2 separate regions of the Homo sapiens genome follow, and region 2 is linked to region 1. A link is an interaction called in ENCODE POLR2A ChIA-PET data of the cell type or tissue named here. Cell type or tissue: B cell. All regions are shown on one strand. Each heading gives the region's core, and the rest is flanking DNA. Links, peaks and the distances in the headings are about the cores only. Region 1 has its middle 7.0 kb from the start of MYL12A. Region 2 overlaps MYOM1 (myomesin 1).

Region 1 (8,964 bases), core at 2,948-5,447:
TTATTTCACTAAGAAATACTTGACTACCTATAATGTTTTTCAAGGATTTCTATTCTGTTCTTTTCAATTCTGTTATTAGTCTGCTTTAGCTGCCATACAAAATACTACACACTGGGCGGCTTAAACAACAGAAATTTATTTCTTATACTTCTGGAGGCCGGGAAGTCCAAGATCAAAGTGCTGGCCAATTCGATTGAAGGCCCTCATCCTGACTTGCAGATAGTCAGTCGCCTTCTCCCTGTGTTCTCATGTGGCAGAGAGATCTCACTCTCTTCCTCTTTTTTTTTTTTCCTTTTTAAATTTTTTTTTTTGTATTTTTATTTTTTTACTTTTATTTACTTATTTTTTTGAGATGGAGTCTCACTCTGTCGCCCAGGCTGGAGTGCAGTGGCACGATCTCAGCTCACTGCAACCTCTGCCTCCTAGGTTCAGGTGATTCTTGTGCCTCAGCCTCCCAAGTAGCTGGGATTACAGGCATGTGCCACCACGCCTGGCTAATTTTTTTTTTTTTTTTGTATTTTAGTAGAGACGGTTTCACCATGTTGGCCAGGCTGGTTGCCAACTCCTGACCTCAGGTGATCCACCCGCCTCAGCCTCCCAAAGTGCTTGGATTACAGGCATGAGACGCCACACCTGGCCTCTTTTTTTGTACTTTTAGTAGAGACAGAGTTTCACCATGTTGGCCAGGCTGGTCTCAAACTCCTGACATCAAGTGATCTGCCCGTCTGTGCCTCCCAAATGGCTGGGATCTCTTCCTCTTATGAGCCTTCAGTGTTAATGGAATTAGGGCCGACCGTTATGACTTCATTTAACCTTAATTATATTTTAATTATATCTCCAGATACAGTCACACTGGGGGTTAGGCCTTCAACATATGAATTTGGCAGGGAGGGGACACACAATTCAGTCCATAGCAAATTCTATGTCATTTAATTTTTAGAATACCTCTCAAGGCCCACTAAATGTGAGCTTATGATCCACTATTGCAGTGGTTCTCAATAGTGGAGGAGTGGTGGTTGGGTTTTGCCCTGAAGGAACATTTGGCGATGTCTGGAGAGACAGTTTTGCTTTTCACAAACGGGACAGATACTGCATCTAGTGGGGAGAAGCCAGGGACGCTGCGAAACATCCTACTATGCACAGGACGGCCCTCGACAACAGAACGTTATTCAGCCCAAAAAGTCAGTAGTGCTTAGGTTGAGAAAACCCAGCACTAATCATTTGGAAACTCAATATTTATAGCAATCAATTATTTCGGGAGTACTATAATTTCTACAAGGTCACTATCCATTGCTCCTGCCTCAGAGTAAGGTGGTGGTGTTTTTTTTCCCCAAGTGAGATCTAAAGGGAGAAAAAAATGGAATGGACAGTTATTATTATCTGTGCCTATTATGTGCTAGGTATTCTATATAAACATTTCTAATATATAATTCTTACAACAACCCTGTGAGATAGACATTATTACCTCCGTTTCATTGATTGGGACACAAGCTCAAATACTTGAATGATCTGCACAGGTTTCCCAAAAGGTAATGAAAGAACCTGGGTTATAAATCCTGTCTCTGATTGTCCGGGGGTAGAATAGAAAGGAAAACAGTAAATATGTGGATATTTATCCACATATCTCTAACTCCTAATACAATGCCTAATATCCACAGGTGCCGGTAAATACATGGTAACTGGTCAATTGTTCAAGTGCACATAGCTAGTAAGTGGCCCAGCCCGAAGCCCATATTTTATTTTACTGTACTGTGCTTTCTCCTTTGGTCCAAAGTAGGAAAATTTCGTTACCCAAACAACAGCAAGGAAGCATAGCAGAATGGATCCTTGGTATTTACAACCTAAGTCAATGATTTTATATGGATCACTTGCAATTTTTATTGCATGTAAGAAACTATTGAATGTTAAGGGACATGGCTTACATTCTGGTTTTGCCTACATACATGGAATTCTAATTCTTCATACATGAAATATTTATGATGTAACAATTAGCATTAATCCTTTAATTCAGGAAAACAGTAGGAGGAGCTCCTTTCTTTTAAATGAATAAGCGTTTACATAAATCTGTATAATAATTAATTTTAGAGCACCAAAACTACAAATAATATATTACAAAGATATAGAAGATTCTACATATATAAAGAATTGCTTTTTAAAAAACTTTAGTCAGAATTATCATTAAAGTCAGGGATGATAAATGAGATAAAAAATTATGTGAAATTGAATTAAGGGTATTTGGGGATACTTATTACTTCCATACTAGAAAATTTGAAAAAATAAGTTAAATAGATACATGCTTAGAAAAATTAAAATACTAAATGAGATGTAAGAACAGAGAATATGAATAAAGCAAACAAAAAAAGGAATAAGGATTATATAGATAATAAATTATCTGGCAGTATTAGTCTGTTTTCATTCTGCTGATAAAGACATACCCGAGGTCAGGCGCAGAGGCTCATGCCTGTAATCCCAGCACTTTGGGAGGCCAAAGTGACTGGATCGCTTGAGGTCAGGAGTTCGAGACTAGCCTGGCCAACATGGTGAAACCCCATCTCTACTAAAAATACAAAAATTAACTGGGCGTGGTGGTGCGTGCCTGTAATTCCAGCTACTCGGGAGGCTGAGGTTGGAGAATCACTTGAACCTGAGAGACGGAGGTTGCAGTGAGCCGAGATCATGCCGCTGCCCTCAAGCCTGGGCTACAGAGCAAGACTCCATCTCAGAAAAGAAAAAAAGACATACCTGAGACTGGGTAATTTACAAAAGAAAGAGGTTTAATGGACTTACAGTTCCATGTGGCTGGGGAGGCTTCACAATCATTGCGGAAGATGAAAGTCACATCTCACATGGTGGCAGAGAAGAGCTTATGCAGGGAAACTCTCCTTTTTAAAGCCATCAGATCTCATGAGACTTATTAACTATCATGAGAATAGCACAGGAAAGAACTGCCCCCATGATTCAATTACCTCCCACTGGGTCCGTCCCACAACACGTGGGAATTTAAGATGAGATTTGGGTGGGGACACAGAGCCAAGCCGTATCCTTCCACCCTGGCCCCTCCTAAATCTCATGTCCTCACTTTTCAAAACCAATCATGCCTTCCCAGCAGCCCCCCAAAGTGTTATTTCAGCATTAACTCAGAAGTCCACAGTCCAAAATCTCATCTGAGTCAAGGCAAGTCCCTTGCACCTGTGAGCCTGTAAAATTAAAAGCAAGTTAGTTACTTCCTAGATACAAGGGGGGTACAGGCATTGGGTAAATATAGCCATTCCAAATAGGAGAAATTGGCCAAAACAAAGGGACTACAGGCTCCAAGCAAGTCCAAAATCCAGCAGGGCAGTCAAATCTTAAAGCTCCAAAATGATCTCCTTTGACTCCATGTCTCACATCCAGGTCACGCTGATGTAAGAGGTGGGTTCCCACGGTCTTGGGAAGCTCTGCTCCTGTGGCTTTGCAGGGTACAGCCTCCCTCCTGGCTGCTTTCCCAGGCTGACGCTGAGTGTCTGTTGCTTTCCAGGCACACAGTGCAAGTTGTCGGTGTATCCATCACTCTGTGGTCTGGAGGACAGTGGTCCTCTTCTCACAGCTCCACTGAGTGGGGCCCCAGTAGGGAGTCTGTGTTGGGTCTCCCACCCCACATTTCCTTTCTGCACTGCCCTAGCAGAGGTTCTCCATGAGGGCCCCGCCCCTGCAGCAAACTTCTGCTTGGGCATCCAGGTGTTTCCATACAACCTCTGAAATCTAGGTGGAGTTTCCCAAACCCCAATTTTTGACTTCTGTGCACTGCAGGCCCAACACCATGTGGAAGCTGCCAAGGCTTGGGTCTTGCACCCTTTGAGGCCACGGCCCGAGCTGTACCTTGGCCCCTTTCAGCCATGGCTGGAGCAGCTGGGATGCAGGGCACCAAGTCCCTAGGCTGCCTGCAGCATAGGGACCCTGGACCTGGCCCATGAAATCACTTTTTCCTCCTTGGCCTCCAGTCCTGTGATGGGAGGGGCTGCCATGAAGACCTCTGAGATGCCCTGGAAATATTTTCCCCATTGTCTTGGGATTAACATTCACCTCCTCGTTACTTATTCAAATTTCTGCAACCGGCTTAAATTTCTCCTCAGAAAATGGAATTTTCTTTTCTATTGCATTTTCAGGCTGCAAATTTTCCAGACTTTCATGCTCTGCTTCCCTTACAAAACTGAATGCCTTTAACAGCACCAAGTCATCTCCTAAATTCTTTGCTGCTTAGAAATTTCTTCTGCCAGATACCCTAAATCATCTCTCTCAAGTTCGGAGTTCCACAAATCTCTATGGCAGGGGCGAAATGTCACCAGTCTCTTTGCTAAAACATAGCAAGAGTCACCTTTACTCCAGTTCCCAACAAGTTCCTCATCTCCATCTGAGACCACCTCAACCTGGATTTCATTGTCACTATCAGTATCAGCATTTTGGGCAAAGCCATTCAACTAGTCTCTAGGAAGTTCCAAACTTTTCCACATTTTCCTCTCTTCTTCTGAGCCCTCCAAACTGTTCCAGCCTCTGTGTGTTACCTAGTTACAAAGTCACTTCCACATTTTTGGGTATCTTTTCAGCAGCGCCCACTCTACTGGTACCAATTTGCTATATTAATCCATTTTTATGCTACTGATAAAGACATACCTGATACTGGGCAATTTAAAAAAGAATGAGGTTTAGTGGACTTACATTTCCATGTGGCTGAGGAGGCCTCACAATTATGGCAGAAGATGAAAGGCATGTCTACATGGTGGCAGACAAGAGAAGAAAAACTTGTGCAGGGAAACTCTCCTTTTTAAAACCATCAGATCTCGTCAGAGTTATTCACTATCATGAGAACAGCACGGGAAAGACCTGCCCCCATGATTCAGTTACCTCCCACCGGATCCCTCCCACAACATGTGGGAATTCAGGATGAGATTTGGGTGGGGACACAGCCAAACCATATCACTGGCTCTGATAGTTAACTGGAGAAATGCTGTTTTAACTGTTAAAAGACAAAGATTCCTGATATCTAAGCTGTTTTGAAGTATATAGCCTAACATAGTGATACTATAATAGTTCGTTAATGAATAAACGTAGTGATTAAATTACATTTACTAAATTAATCTTATGACACAAATATTATTTTTGAATCCCCGAAATAAAACTAATACCTAAAACAAAAATTATAGTCGATGCTTACTTTAGCCAATCTTTTAGTTTCCTCATCTGTAAAAGGGCATAATAATAGTGCCCACTTTATTCAGTGGTTGTGAGGATAAAGCACAATAATCCATGTAAATTTCTTAGGGAGAAATTTACTACTCTGACTAATAAATATATGAATTCTTTGTCCACTTGAGTGTAGGAAACAAGCTAAGTGGTTGCACTTTAAGTTAATGACCACAGACTTCAAGTGGGCCCTCGATGCCCACAACATTTCTCTAGTCTTTTCATGCTCCGCTCTCTCAATTTCTTTTTTTTTTTTTTTTTTTTTTTTTTTGAGACAAGGTGTTGCTGTGTCACCCAGGCCAGACTGCAGTGGTACCATCATGGCTCACTGCAGCCTTGGCCTCCTAAGGGTCAATCAGTCCTCCCACCTCAGCTTCCTGAGTAGCTAGGACTACAGGTGTACACCACTACACCTGGCTAATTTTTGTATTATTTGTAGAGACAGGATTTCTCCACGTTGCTCAGGCTTGGTCTTGAACTCCTGAGCTCTAGCTCTCTGCCTGCGTTGGCCTCAAAAGTGTTGAGATTACAGGCATGAGGCACCATCCCCTGGCCCATGCTCTTGTCTATTTGATGTCAGTTTTATAACTTTTGTCTCTTCACACCTCTAACACATTCTATTCTATCCTCACTCTCAGTTGACAACCTTGCTGCTAAGTCACTGAGAAGATAATGGCTCTCACGAGCCCCCACCACATTTACCCACCAGCCAACATCTGTCTTCATGCATTGTCCTCCCCCTCCTCTCCTGCTAACTAGAGAGGAACTCTCCTTGCTCCTATAGAAAGCCAGCTCCTCTGTTTTCTTGCTCATGCCACACCAGCAATTCTGCCCTCTCCTGCATCATCAAGTTCTCTCTGTTGGAGTATCCCCATCAACATGAATGCTGTAATGTACCCCGTATGTATAAGCAGACTAAGGACCCCCAAAAGATATCCCTGTCCTAATTCCCAGAACCTGTGATTGTGTTAGGTTACACAGCAGAGGAGAATCAAGGGAGAAGATGGAATGAGGTTAATAATGAGCTGATCTTAAAATACAGAGATTATCCTGTACTATCTGGGTATACCCAGCGTTGCCACAAGAGGTCTTGGAAGAAGAGGGAGGCAGAAGAAGACTGTTAGAGAAAGATGTGACTGTGGAAGAAGGGTCAAAGAGATACAATGTTGCTGGCCTTAAAGATGGAAGAAGGGGTCAGGAGCCAGGGAATGCAGGAAGCCTCTAGAAGCTGAAACAGGCTAGGAAACTGATTCTCCCCTAGAGCCTCAGGAAAGGAACACAGTCTCCCTGACAGCTTAATTTTAGCCTGGTGAGATCCACATTGGACTTCCAACCTACAAGATTGTAAGATGACTAAGTTGTGTTGTTTTAAGCCACTAAATTTGTGGTAATTTGTTACAGCAGCAATAAAAAACTAATGTACCGTATCACAAACAAACAACAAAAACTCGCTTCAGCTGTTGTCCTATTTTCTTGCTCCCTTATAGAAAACCCTTTAAATAAGTCACCAAGTCACCTGTACTCACTGGTTCTCGATGCCCCCACCCCCCCACCAATTTAGTAAAATGTACATAACATGAAATTTCCCATCTTCACCATGTTTATTGTATAGCTCAGTGCAGGGGTCCCCAACACCCCCTGCCTCCCCCCTCCCCCAGGTCGGAGGGAGTGATGCTTTGTCTGTACTTACAACTGCTCCCCATCGCTCACATTACTGCGTGAGCTCTGTCTGCTGTCAGATCGGCAGTGGCTTTAGATTCTCTTAGGAGCATGAGCCCTATTGTGAACTGTGCATTGCGAGGAATCTAGGTCATGTTCTCCTTTTGAGAATCTAATGCCTGATGATCTGTCACTGTCTCCCATCACCCCTGAGATGGGACCGTCCAGTTGTAGGAGAACAAGCCCAGGGCTCCCACTGATTCTACATTATGGTGAGTTGTATATGTATTTCATTATATATTACAATGTAATAATAACAGAAATAAGATGCACTATAAATGTAATGAGTTGAATCATTCTGAAATCATTGCCCCCCGACCGCCACCCCTGCCCCAGTCCCTGGAAATATCGTCTTCCTCGAAACTGATCCCTGGTGCCAAAAAGGTTGGGAACTAAAAGCTTAGTGGATTAAATATATTTGTAGTGTTATGCATCACCACCATCCAGCTCCATAACTCTTTGCATCTTGTAAAACTGAAATTCTATGACCATTAAACAATAACTCCCCATTCCTCCCTTCCCCCAGTAACCACCATTCTACTTTCTGTCTAGAATTCTGGCCACTCTAAGTATTTCATGTAAGTTATGGAATCATAAGAGTATTTGTCTTTTTGTGACTGGCTTATTTCACTTAGCATAATGTTCTTGAGGTTCACCGATGTTGTAACATGTCAGAATGTATTTCCTTTTTTTTTTTTTTTTTTTTTTTTGAGACGGAGTCTTGCACTGTTGCCCAGGCTGGAGTGCAGTGGTGTGATCTCGGCTCACTGCAAGCTCCACCTCCCGGGTTCACGCCATTCTCCTGCCTCAGCCTCCCAAGTAGCTGGGATTCCAGGTGCCCGCCACCACGCCCGGCTAATTTTTGTATTTTTAGTAGAGACTGGGTTTCACCTTGTTAGCCAGGATGGTCTTGATCTCCTGACCTCGTGATCCACCTGCCTCAGCCTCCCACCGTGCTGGGATTACAGGCGTGAGCCACCACACCCGGCCATGTCTTTCCTTTTTAAGGCTGAATGATATTCCACGATATGTATACACCACATTTTCCTTATCTGTTCATTTGTTGATGGACACTTGGGTTGCTTCTACATTTTAGCTATTGTGAGTAGTGCTGCTATGAACATGGGTATACAAACCCAATTCTCTCTTTATTTTAGTTTTTACTTTTTTCTTTCTCAGTGATCCTTTTCTGACCAATTATCTCTTGAATCTGCTATAATAAATCTTTTTTTTCTGACCACTCCATCAAATGTGTGCTCGTCAAGGTCACCAGTGACCTCTACATCCTCATAGCCAATTCACAGTTCTCAAATAGTATTAGAAAAGGTGCTCACTCCCTCACCTTTGAAATACCTTCTTCTCTGGCTTCCAGGATGCCACACTGTCCTGGTTTCTGCCTTCATTTGTGGTTACTCTTCAGTCTCCTTTGCCAATTCCTCCTAATTTCGCTAATCACATGGAGTAGCCTAGGATTCAGTGCTTGGATCTCTTCTCTTTTCTGTCAGCCGTCCTTTTGAGCTGACCTCATCCACTCTCATAGCTTTAAATACCACTTATACACCGATCACCAAGTGTGTATCTCTAGCCAAGACCTGTGACCTTTACTCCAGACTCACATATCTAACCTCTCACTTGACAGCTCCATGAGGATGTCTGTTGGGCATGTAAACCTTCACACTCCACAAATGATCTAATCTTACCTCCAAAACCTGCTCATCCTGTTTGTCTTCTCCATCCTTTAAGTTGCTCAGGCCGAAAACTTTGACTCACCTTTGCCACCTCTTTTTCTTTCCTGCCCCTCACTCAACTTTTCAGTCAATTCTGGTAGGATTTTCTGTCTTCTTTGTTCATAGATGTATCTCCATGGCCTAAAACCATAATTAGCACAAGCCTATTAGCAAAGTCCTTCAAAATATATCCAGAATTTTATTAAGTCTCACCACTTCTACTGCCACTATCCCAGTGCAAGTCATTTTCATCTCAAGCCTGGACTTTTGTTAAAGCCTCCTAAAGAGGTCTAAGTAG
Region 2 (9,258 bases), core at 3,595-6,094, 180 kb after region 1:
CACAGATGGGAATATTTTCTTTAGGAATACGTTTTGGTAGGGGACCACTGCAACTGCAGCAGATTGGATGGGCTTTGAGGAGAGAAGTAAAATAAGGGTGGTGGAATTTGAAAATCAGTAACATTATCTGAAGCAGCTGCCGTGATTCTGCTGCCCGGCTCTTTGATGCAAATGAAAGGCAAAAGTGAGCAGGTGGCAATTACAGCAATGAGATTCCTGTACCGAGACAGAACCCAAAATGCCACAATAGAGCAAAAGGCATCTATATGTTTATGAAAGAGAAAGTGAAAATGGGGAATAGACATAAACTCTTTCGTGTGTTTTTGATAATAAGCATTCCAGAAGCCAGAAAGCATATAAAGGCCTTGAGGAGCATTAAAAGGCCTTGAGGAGATCCCCTCACATGTTATTTCAAACTGTAACTCACACAGGTGCATACACAGAACTACTTTAAACCCTGGTCCGGGAGGCTTTTACTTATCCTCCCTTTGGTCATGCCAAGCCACCAGCCGGCAAGATTGTTGACAGTGTGTCTATTACATCTAATTTATCTTCTTCTCTCCCATAAAACCTGTCTTGCAGGCCCTTAATCTCACTTGCAACGTGTGGGGAGACCCGCCTCCGGAGGTGTCGTGGTTGAAGAACGAGAAGGCCCTGGCCTCAGACGACCACTGCAACCTCAAGTTCGAGGCTGGGAGGACCGCGTACTTCACCATCAACGGCGTGAGCACCGCTGACTCGGGCAAATACGGGCTGGTTGTGAAGAACAAGTATGGCTCGGAGACCAGCGACTTCACCGTCAGCGTGTTCATCCCAGAGGAGGAGGCGAGGATGGCCGCCTTGGAGTCCCTGAAAGGTGGCAAGAAGGCCAAGTGACCGGAGGTGCGAGGAGAGCCAGCCGGCCTGTGTGACTTGGGTGTGAATGGTTTGGGTTAAGGATGAGACGTCTTCATGCTTTCTCCTCCCTATTATTTTCTGGCTTGAGGGGAAAATAATGTCAGGTCTTTCACTCATATAAAAAAGCACCAACTAATGACACTTTAATTGTTTTTCTTTATCTACAAAATTATGTGTTAAGAAAATACCATTCATAGCATGAAGATTAGGAAACAGTTTTAAGGAGAAGACTTGAATGAAGTTGGAGGGACATTGAATGATGGTCAGAGGGCAGACGAATGTGTCGTGGGGCGAATTGGGATTTGCTGCAGCTGTGAAGCCATGGCCGTGTCTCGTGTGTTGTTACAGAGGTGATGTGCTTTTCGACGGGCGCCTCGTGGCTTGGAACCTCCTCTGTATGAATAAACAGTTTTCACGTCTGTCCTCTTCCCCGACACTGTTTCTCAAATTCCTGCTGTTTTGCTGCTAGGTTGGGTGGCTTCTTGGTGCTTCTTTCTCAACGCGTCTTGTGCCACATCTTCTGATTTAAATTCCTTTTGGTGAAAGCAGTACCTTGCAACATGATCAGATAAGTCGTTTGAGCTCAACGAGGTTCAGGGGTGTGAAATTACACGGCCACTGCACATCTGGTGGCTTACCACACAATCAAGCCAATTCCATTAATAAGATACACAAGGCAATTGAATGTAATGTGACAATTACATGTGATAAGATGGTGTGAGGCGCCTCCTGCCAGAACTGGAGACTAAGGGCCCACAGCTAAGAATAAAAGGTACATAAGAAGCCTCATTCTGAGCTCAGAGAACTGCCAGCTGTGGAAATTGCCACTCCCTGAGGGGTTTGCTGAGGGTCAGCATCCCAGCAGCAGCTGTTGTAGAAAGTTTTGTCCTCCCCAACCCCAGCACCACACACACACACACACACACACACACACACACACACACACATAACACACACCATTCTAGGAAAATCGTCATGGTGTTTTTTTCTGTTGGGTGCAGTATCTCACACCTGTAATCCCAGCACTTTGGAAGGCTGAGGCGGGAGGATTGCTTGAGTCTAGGAGTTCAAGACCAGCCTGGGCAACACAGCGAGACCCCTCTCTACAACAAATTTTAAAAATCAGCTGGGTGTGGTGGTGCCCACCTATAGTCACAGCTACTTGGGAAGCTGAGGTGGGAGGATCATTTGAGCCTGGGAGGTCAAGCCTGCAATGAGCCATGATGGCGCCACTGCACTCCAGCCTGGGCAACAGAACAAGACCATCTCATAAAAACAATTTTTTCCCCTTCTTTCTCCTGCCAAAGGTAGCGGATGAGACAAGAAATTTCCTTATACAGTTGGCAGGGGCTCCTACACACCCTCTCCTTTACAAGTTTAAGGCTGGAAATTGCTTCTCATCTGACTGTGGCCAATCCACTTGTCCAAACAAGTGCTGGATGCTGCTGCTATGACACTGAACACCAGGCAGGAGCCAGATGCTGTGTTCTCACTCCCAGATATGGCAAGGAGATGAGCTTCCCAAGGGTCAAGCGGACCCCATGGAAGGTGGCTGGCCATGAGCAGTCTGCGGTTCTGCCTGCCTCAGTAAGAGGGCTACATCTGAACAAGCTGACCCGGAAGGAAACTGCCAGTGGGTGGACACCTGCTGGGGAGCTAAAGATGGGAGGGTGGCGGGGTGGGGGTGGGGGTGGGAAAGGTTCAAGCGGCGGCAGACCTCCCATGCCAAGGGCCAAGGGCTGTGCAAGCGAGAGGCCCCTAAGACTCTCCGAAAAGCCCCCACCACACCCCTCAAAAAGCCAGCAACAGAGCTCCCAGTGTCAGAGAGGTGAGGTTTCTGCAAGCAGCACCTCCCACCCCTTCCCTAATTTCCACCTGCTGGATCCCAGACTGGGGAGAAAGCAAGACGGGTGTTGAATCAGGTGGAAACAAAATTTTAAAACAGTGTATTCCAAATTCTGAAATTGTGCAAAAATGTATGAAATCAAAGTGTGCCCTAAGACCCCTGCGCCCAGCAGAGGGGTTTGCTGGGACACAGCAGCAGTGAGTTGGGGAGATGGCTTTTGTGTTCGGAGCTCCATACGCTGAGATTGCTCAACAAAACAGCTATAAGAATTATTTCAGCCATTATTATGACCAAACTAAACCAGTGACCTCAAGATTTAATAGCTTAGGTAAAAAGCTGCTATTTCTACAGGGGAAAATAGAACTGAAACTATAGATCCATCACTTTAATGGTGCCGAAGATACTTTGTAACACATAAAAATTTATGAATCTGTGACCTGGTAAATGTGAAGTAGTGGTACTTAAAGGATCAACTTGGAACACAGAAAAGACCATTCAGAGTTTACTTCAGTTTTATAAAATTAATATATAGGCTGGGGTGCAGTGGCTCACGCCTGTAATCCCAGCACTTCGGGAGGCCGAGGCGGGCGGATCACCTGAGGTCGGGAGTTTGAGACCAGCCTGGCCAGCATGGAGAAACTCCATCTCTACTAAAAATACAAAACTAGCCGGGCGTGGTGGCACATGCCTGTAATCCCAGCTACTCAGGAGGCTGAGGCAGGAGAATTGCTTGAACCCAGGAGGCGGAGGTTGTGGCGAGCCGAGATCTCACCATTGCACTCCAGCCTGGGCAACAAGAGCGAAACTCCATCACAAAAAAATTAAAAAAATAAAAAAATTAATATATATATATATATATAATAGTCAAGTGACACATTTTAAAACCTAGATCTTCCTAAATTCTTGAAGTTCAACTTTAAAACATTATTTTTCCATTTAAAAATCTGACTATTGAAGAACATTAAGTTTAAGGCTGCTTTTTATAGCATAACTTAATTCCCTTTAATTTGTTAAGCTTTATTTATAAATTAATATATTTTCTCTCCACTTTAAGGACTACTATTGTCTGACTTAAACAAAACTGTCTCAAGAACTTAAATAACTTTATCTACTAAACTAAGTATATAAATACAGAAAATTTGGAGTTTTCATAAATATTCTCATATTGTATATAAACCTAGTAAGATGAACATAAAATCACAGTCAATTAAACATTTTACATTGGAATCACAAAGCTGGAGGCTGGGTGCAGTGGCTTACACCTGTAATCCCAGCACTTTGGGAAGCCCAGGCAGGAGGATCACTCGAGCCCAGGAGTTTGAGACTAGCCTGGAGAACATGGTGAAAGCCCATCTCTACAAAAAATCCAAAATTAGCTGGGGGTGGTGGCACGAGCCTGTAGTTCCAGCTACTCGGGAGGCTGAAGCAGGAGGATCGCTTGAGCCTGGGAGGTCAAGGCTGCAGTGAGCTGTGATTGCACCACTGCACTCCAGCCTGGAAGACAGAGTGATACTCTGTCAAAAAAAAAAAAAAAAAATTGGACTTAGTCACTAGGCTAAGACATTTCAAGTACATGAAAATCAAATATGCACAGCCTACATAATGCAGAAATACTAATTTTTGCCTAGATATAGCCTCTAAGATCTGGGACTGGAGTTTTAATACACATGCCAGAATGAGAGATGTAGACCTGGATTGTTCAAGGTAGTGAGTTGGTACCCAAGATGCCTGCACAAATCTGAGATGCACAAAGAGTGGCTTAGTCAAAACAAAAATGGGAATAGTAAAAATATCACCAACTGACATAGAGAAGCTATACAGAAGCTTTCCATCTGCCTGGGGGCGGTTCTGGATGGAAGAAAATTTAATGGATTCCTCAAACTAGTACTGCATGTTTGTGGGGTGCAAATTTACAGCACCACATGGTAACAATCTCAAGCCAAGAATTCCCATAAAAATGGTCGAGGTCCGGGGCCTCAGGGAAGCAAATGCAAAACTACGCTAGACGGGATTCTCTGTCTGCCCACAAAGGATTACTGTTATGGAAATTGTCCTCCCACCATGAACAACTAGAAAAACAGGCAAAATATCAAAACATATGGAAAAATAACCGTTTAGGGCATTGGCCAGCAGATGTGCAGGCCCAAGATGCCTGAGAGAAGGGGAAAGTGATGAGACACCTGTGATTGCTCCAGCTTCTTCTTGCCTAGACAGAGTGCTCAGGCTGCAGCCCAGCAGGGGGAGCCTGTCAGTCTCATTGAATTGAGGGGACAGAGACTGAGGTTCAATGAGGCGGGGTCGTCTAAAATGTATGAGAAAGAATAAGAGAGAGAGGAGAGTTGCACGAAGACAGGGTGCTGGAGGCTGCACATGCTCTTTGGCTGAGTACTATTCAGCAAATGCACGGGAGAAAGAAATCTGGAAAGCCTCAGGCCAAGCAATTCTTGGAGCTCACGCGGGCTGGAAACAGAGTCCGTGTCCACCAGCCGGAATGAAAAGACTTTGTAATACGTGGGCCTCGGGTAGAGTCCTCAGAAGTTTCTCCTCCATAGTGGGGCACTACTAAGGTGAGAAATTAATCCTGGATTAAAAACTCCTCTGGCCCCACCCTAACAGAGCTTAAAAGCAAGCCTCAAGAGGATCAAATATCTACAACAAATCGAGTGTCAGAACAAGGTGCAGCGCATTTTAAATGAACACACTGGCACGGTCTCAGGTGTTCATTAGTTCTGTTCTGTGGGCCTGCTTCACATACCCACAGCAAGATGTTTAGATAAAATACTAATACATCAGTTATATGGAGGATTACAAACTGGATACATAGTGACCATCACATCACAGCCTCAAATATTTGCATTTTGACCTCTACCTTGGGCTTTAGAGATAAGATTATGTTTAAAAAACAGTCTTAAGTTATTTAAATTGCTTCTGAAGAATCAACTGATATATGTAAATGAAAATCTCAATCTCTAAAATGCACACCAAAGTTTCCAAAATTACTTAGCTCATACTTACTAACATCTAAGTGCATTTTTTACTTTTTTTAGAACATGCTTTAATTGTAGCCCAGCATCAAGAAGGCATAGTAGACTTGTCACAAAGCTCAGACACACACACTGTGGTTACTCAGACAGTCCATACTCCCTGCTACTCACTTTTGAGGATGAATATTTACATTCCAAATGATACACAACTAAGTTTAATTTAAAACACTTTGGAAACAAAATAGGCACTGTTTGCAATAAATTATGAAGGTAATGCTCGCCTCCCCTGGGGTTGAGTTTCTACAGTTTCCTTCTGTGGTTTCTTTCCTCTCGTTTCTGGTTTTAGAAGGTTAAGGGCATAACCTATCAGGCCGGGACTTCAGCCTGAGGCGTTACTAGTGCCCATGGTATCACACAAAAGCCACCCACTCTGCTTGCTAAGAGCTGGTTCTAAGCCGGGAGAAAAGGTGTTACATTGCTGAGCCAAACTGAAGCCAAGTGTTTCCTTTCAGAGACGAGGGGGACGTGTCCCAGAATCAGAGAGTGTTTTATTACATTGACTCTATTTTGGTTGTTCCAGGGCTCATCTTAGTTATCTAAATGTCCCTACTGAATGCACCCATAGTTGCCCACAGGAAGCCTCTCCAAGGAGACCCCCATGCCAACTGCAGTACATATGTGAATGCTCCCTCCATTTCCTTGTTCTTTACAGCTTAATATTCCCGGCTAGAAAGAGCTAACCAGTTCTCGGAACCCTCTTTGCTCACAGGCTTCTGTCAGTACAGGCACCTCTGGTTCATAAGCTTCCCACGCAGTCCGGAGACATTCTCCAGAATTTCACGAGAAGCGTGTGTCTTCCTTACACACTCAAAACCAGGAGCTGAATTGCAAGGAGGCATTTGGCTTCATGAAAGTGAAGACTGTGCAGAGAAAGAAGAGAAGCAACTCGTTGCGGGGGCAGAATCGAGAAATCTGAAATCCTCCTCTCAGGTGAAAGTTTCAGCAGCACTGAAGTACAGATGAAAAAATAATGAAAATGAAACCAATTCCTTGTTTTCATCTCAAAACAGAAAGAAAAAACAATTACCTCTACGTCATTCTATTAAAAACACGGGGCATTGCCTGGGCACGGTGGCTCACACCTATAATCCCAGCACTTCAGGAGGCCAGGAATTTGAGACCAGCCTGGGCAACACAGAGAGTCCCCGTCTCTACCAAAAACAAAAAATAAAAATAAATTAGCTGAGCATGGTGGCACATGACTGTAGTCCTAGCTACTTGGGAGGCTGAGATGGGTGGATGCTTGAGCCCAGGAGCTCGAGGCTGCAGAGAGCCATGATCGTGCCACCACTCTCCAGGCAGGGCAACAGCAAGACTCTGTCTCCAAAAAAGACAAACCATAAGATACCATTTCTTCCATTCATTCATTCATTCAACAAATATTTACTTGGTGTGGGTCAGGCCCTGTTCCCCCAGGCCCTTCTGACCTGCCATGGTAGAAAGCCCTCTGTCCCTAAAATTCCTGCCTTTTTGCCAGGTTTATGTCCAGCACAAGTGGAAAATCACCAACAGCTTTGACCTCTGAACAGACACTGCCGGAAGTCATGGAAGTGAACTGGGGTGAAGAATTGGTTTTTTCCATCTCACTCAAGTGTGGCAGGACAGTTGCTCTGTAGCACCGGCGGCCAGGAAGTGAGGGGGAAGAGGCAGGAAATGTGTATTGGCTTCTACACATAAACTTCGTATCTATAAAGAATGAGACTATTTTGTTTAAACGTTTTTAGTTGGAATGTTTCTCAATTTTGTATTTCTTGAGGCTCTTAATTTTGTTTCTTATCTGGGCTGCATTATGGTGGTTAACATTTCAAAAAGTGGTTGAGCATTTCTAACGCTGTGTAAAAAAAGATTGTTGCCTTTAAATACAAGGCAGCAAAGAAAAAGAAAAGCTGTAAGTAAAAATATAGGCCAGGCACCGTGGCTCACGCCTATAATCCCAGCACTTTGGGAAGCCGAGGTGGGTGGATCACCTGAGGTCAGGAGTTTGAGACCAGCCTGGCTAACATGGGGAAACTTTATCTCTACTAAAAATACAAAAATCGTCTGGGCGTGGTGGTGCACGCCTGTAATCCCAGCTACTTGGGAGGCTGAGGCAGGAGAATCATCTGAATCCAGGAGGTAGAGGTTGCAGTGAGCTGAGATTGCGCCACTGCACTCCAGCCTGGGCAACAGAGCGAGATTCCTTCTCAAAGAAAACATAAAAATATAAAAACATAATGATAATGAGAAGCCATTTTAGCTAGAGTAATAGAAAAAATTCATTTGCATTTTAAAATATGGTCATGCTAAAATCACTTTAGCTTTTAAATAGACACTTTGATGTCCCTGGTTCTACTAGAACCTGTCAGTGACATTTGAACAACTTTTATGAAGTAGAAGCAGATTGATCTCCTGCATAGCTAAGGTTCAGAGACAATTTGTCTCATTTTCACTCTATTTTGATAATACAAAACTAAAATAATGAGGAAATGTATCACCATAAGGCAGAGGTTATTAAGTGTTCAGACCTTTGTTGATAAATAATTTAAAGCAAAATAAGTCCAAAGACTAGGGGAAGTTAAAAAAAAAAAAACCCACATGTCACTTCAAATGTTTATTATAGTGGTATGCTGTAGAGTTATTGTTGTAAAGTATTGTTACTGTGTTATTTGTGTATTATATAGAGATATATAGAGATACAGTTGTTTATTATTGTTATAGTAATATTATCTTGTTTTATGGTTGTATATTATAGAGCTACAAACATAATAAAAATTAGAAAACTTGAAAGAAATTGTATAAAGGCCTTAATTCAGTGAGACGATTGGAACTGCTCTCATTTCTGTGGTAGCCACAGTAACAGAAATTCAGCGTGTCCTTTGTCAACACAGGAAGTTTGTTACAAAGACATCATTCAAAACAAGAGTCAAATTCTGGGAACTCCCTTTAAAATGAAAAGGGAAAAAAAATCAGAAAGAATTTACTTTTATAGCCTTTAAAGTACTTTTTGTAGAGATTAGGCTAGTCACTGCAAAATAAATAAATAAATAAATTCTAATTCAATTCACTTCTTCTATGGACCGCTTGCATGAGTCCTTGAAAATTACACACCCTTAGAGCATGATATTTTCTTTTGCCGGAGGTATTCATTGGCCTGTATAAAGGTATGCATTAGTTACGTGCCTCCTCTGCCCCACAAGGCAGGCTTTTGAAGCATTAACATTTTTGTTGTTTTTCTCTTTTGTGGGGTGGGGGTGTTGTTGTTGTTGTTTTGAGACAAGGTCTCCCTGTGTCACCCAGGCTGGAGTGCAGTGGCTCACTGCAGCCTTGAACTCCTGGGCTCAATTGATCCTCCCAACTCAGCCTCCCAAGTAGCTGGAACTACAGGTGCAGGCCACCACACCTGTCTAATTTTTGTATTTTTTGTAGAGATAGGGTTTTGCTGTGTTGCCCAGACTAATCTCGAACTCCTGGGCTCAGGTGATTCACCTGCCT

The links. Peaks named below come from ENCODE experiments on the same cell type or tissue, not always from the same donor. Only the 100,000 strongest peaks of a DNase experiment are listed, where the experiment ranks them.
Region 2: POLR2A ChIA-PET joins it to region 1 with 13 read pairs; 15 of 35 experiments call an interaction of 5 or more read pairs at or near these places.

The regions. Positions count from the first base shown.
Region 1 is chr18:3,236,284-3,245,247 of GRCh38, reverse strand. It overlaps a transcript of MYOM1 not described here. Among named protein-coding and RNA genes, the nearest start is that of MYL12A, 7.0 kb to the left of the region's middle. In B cell, for the core only: no CTCF peak of the experiment used is centred there; no DNase peak of the experiment used is centred there.
Region 2 is chr18:3,058,880-3,068,137 of GRCh38, reverse strand. It overlaps MYOM1 (myomesin 1), which reads left to right. Exons shown (of 38, transcript NM_003803.4): 38 at 583-1,331. The coding sequence ends at 876. Among named protein-coding and RNA genes, the nearest start is that of LPIN2, 50 kb to the right of the region's middle. RefSeq lists enhancers at 6,696-6,825, 7,193-7,487. In B cell, for the core only: a CTCF peak has its summit at 4,995 (motif pointing right); a DNase peak (open chromatin) is centred at 4,987; H3K27ac peaks cover 593 bases.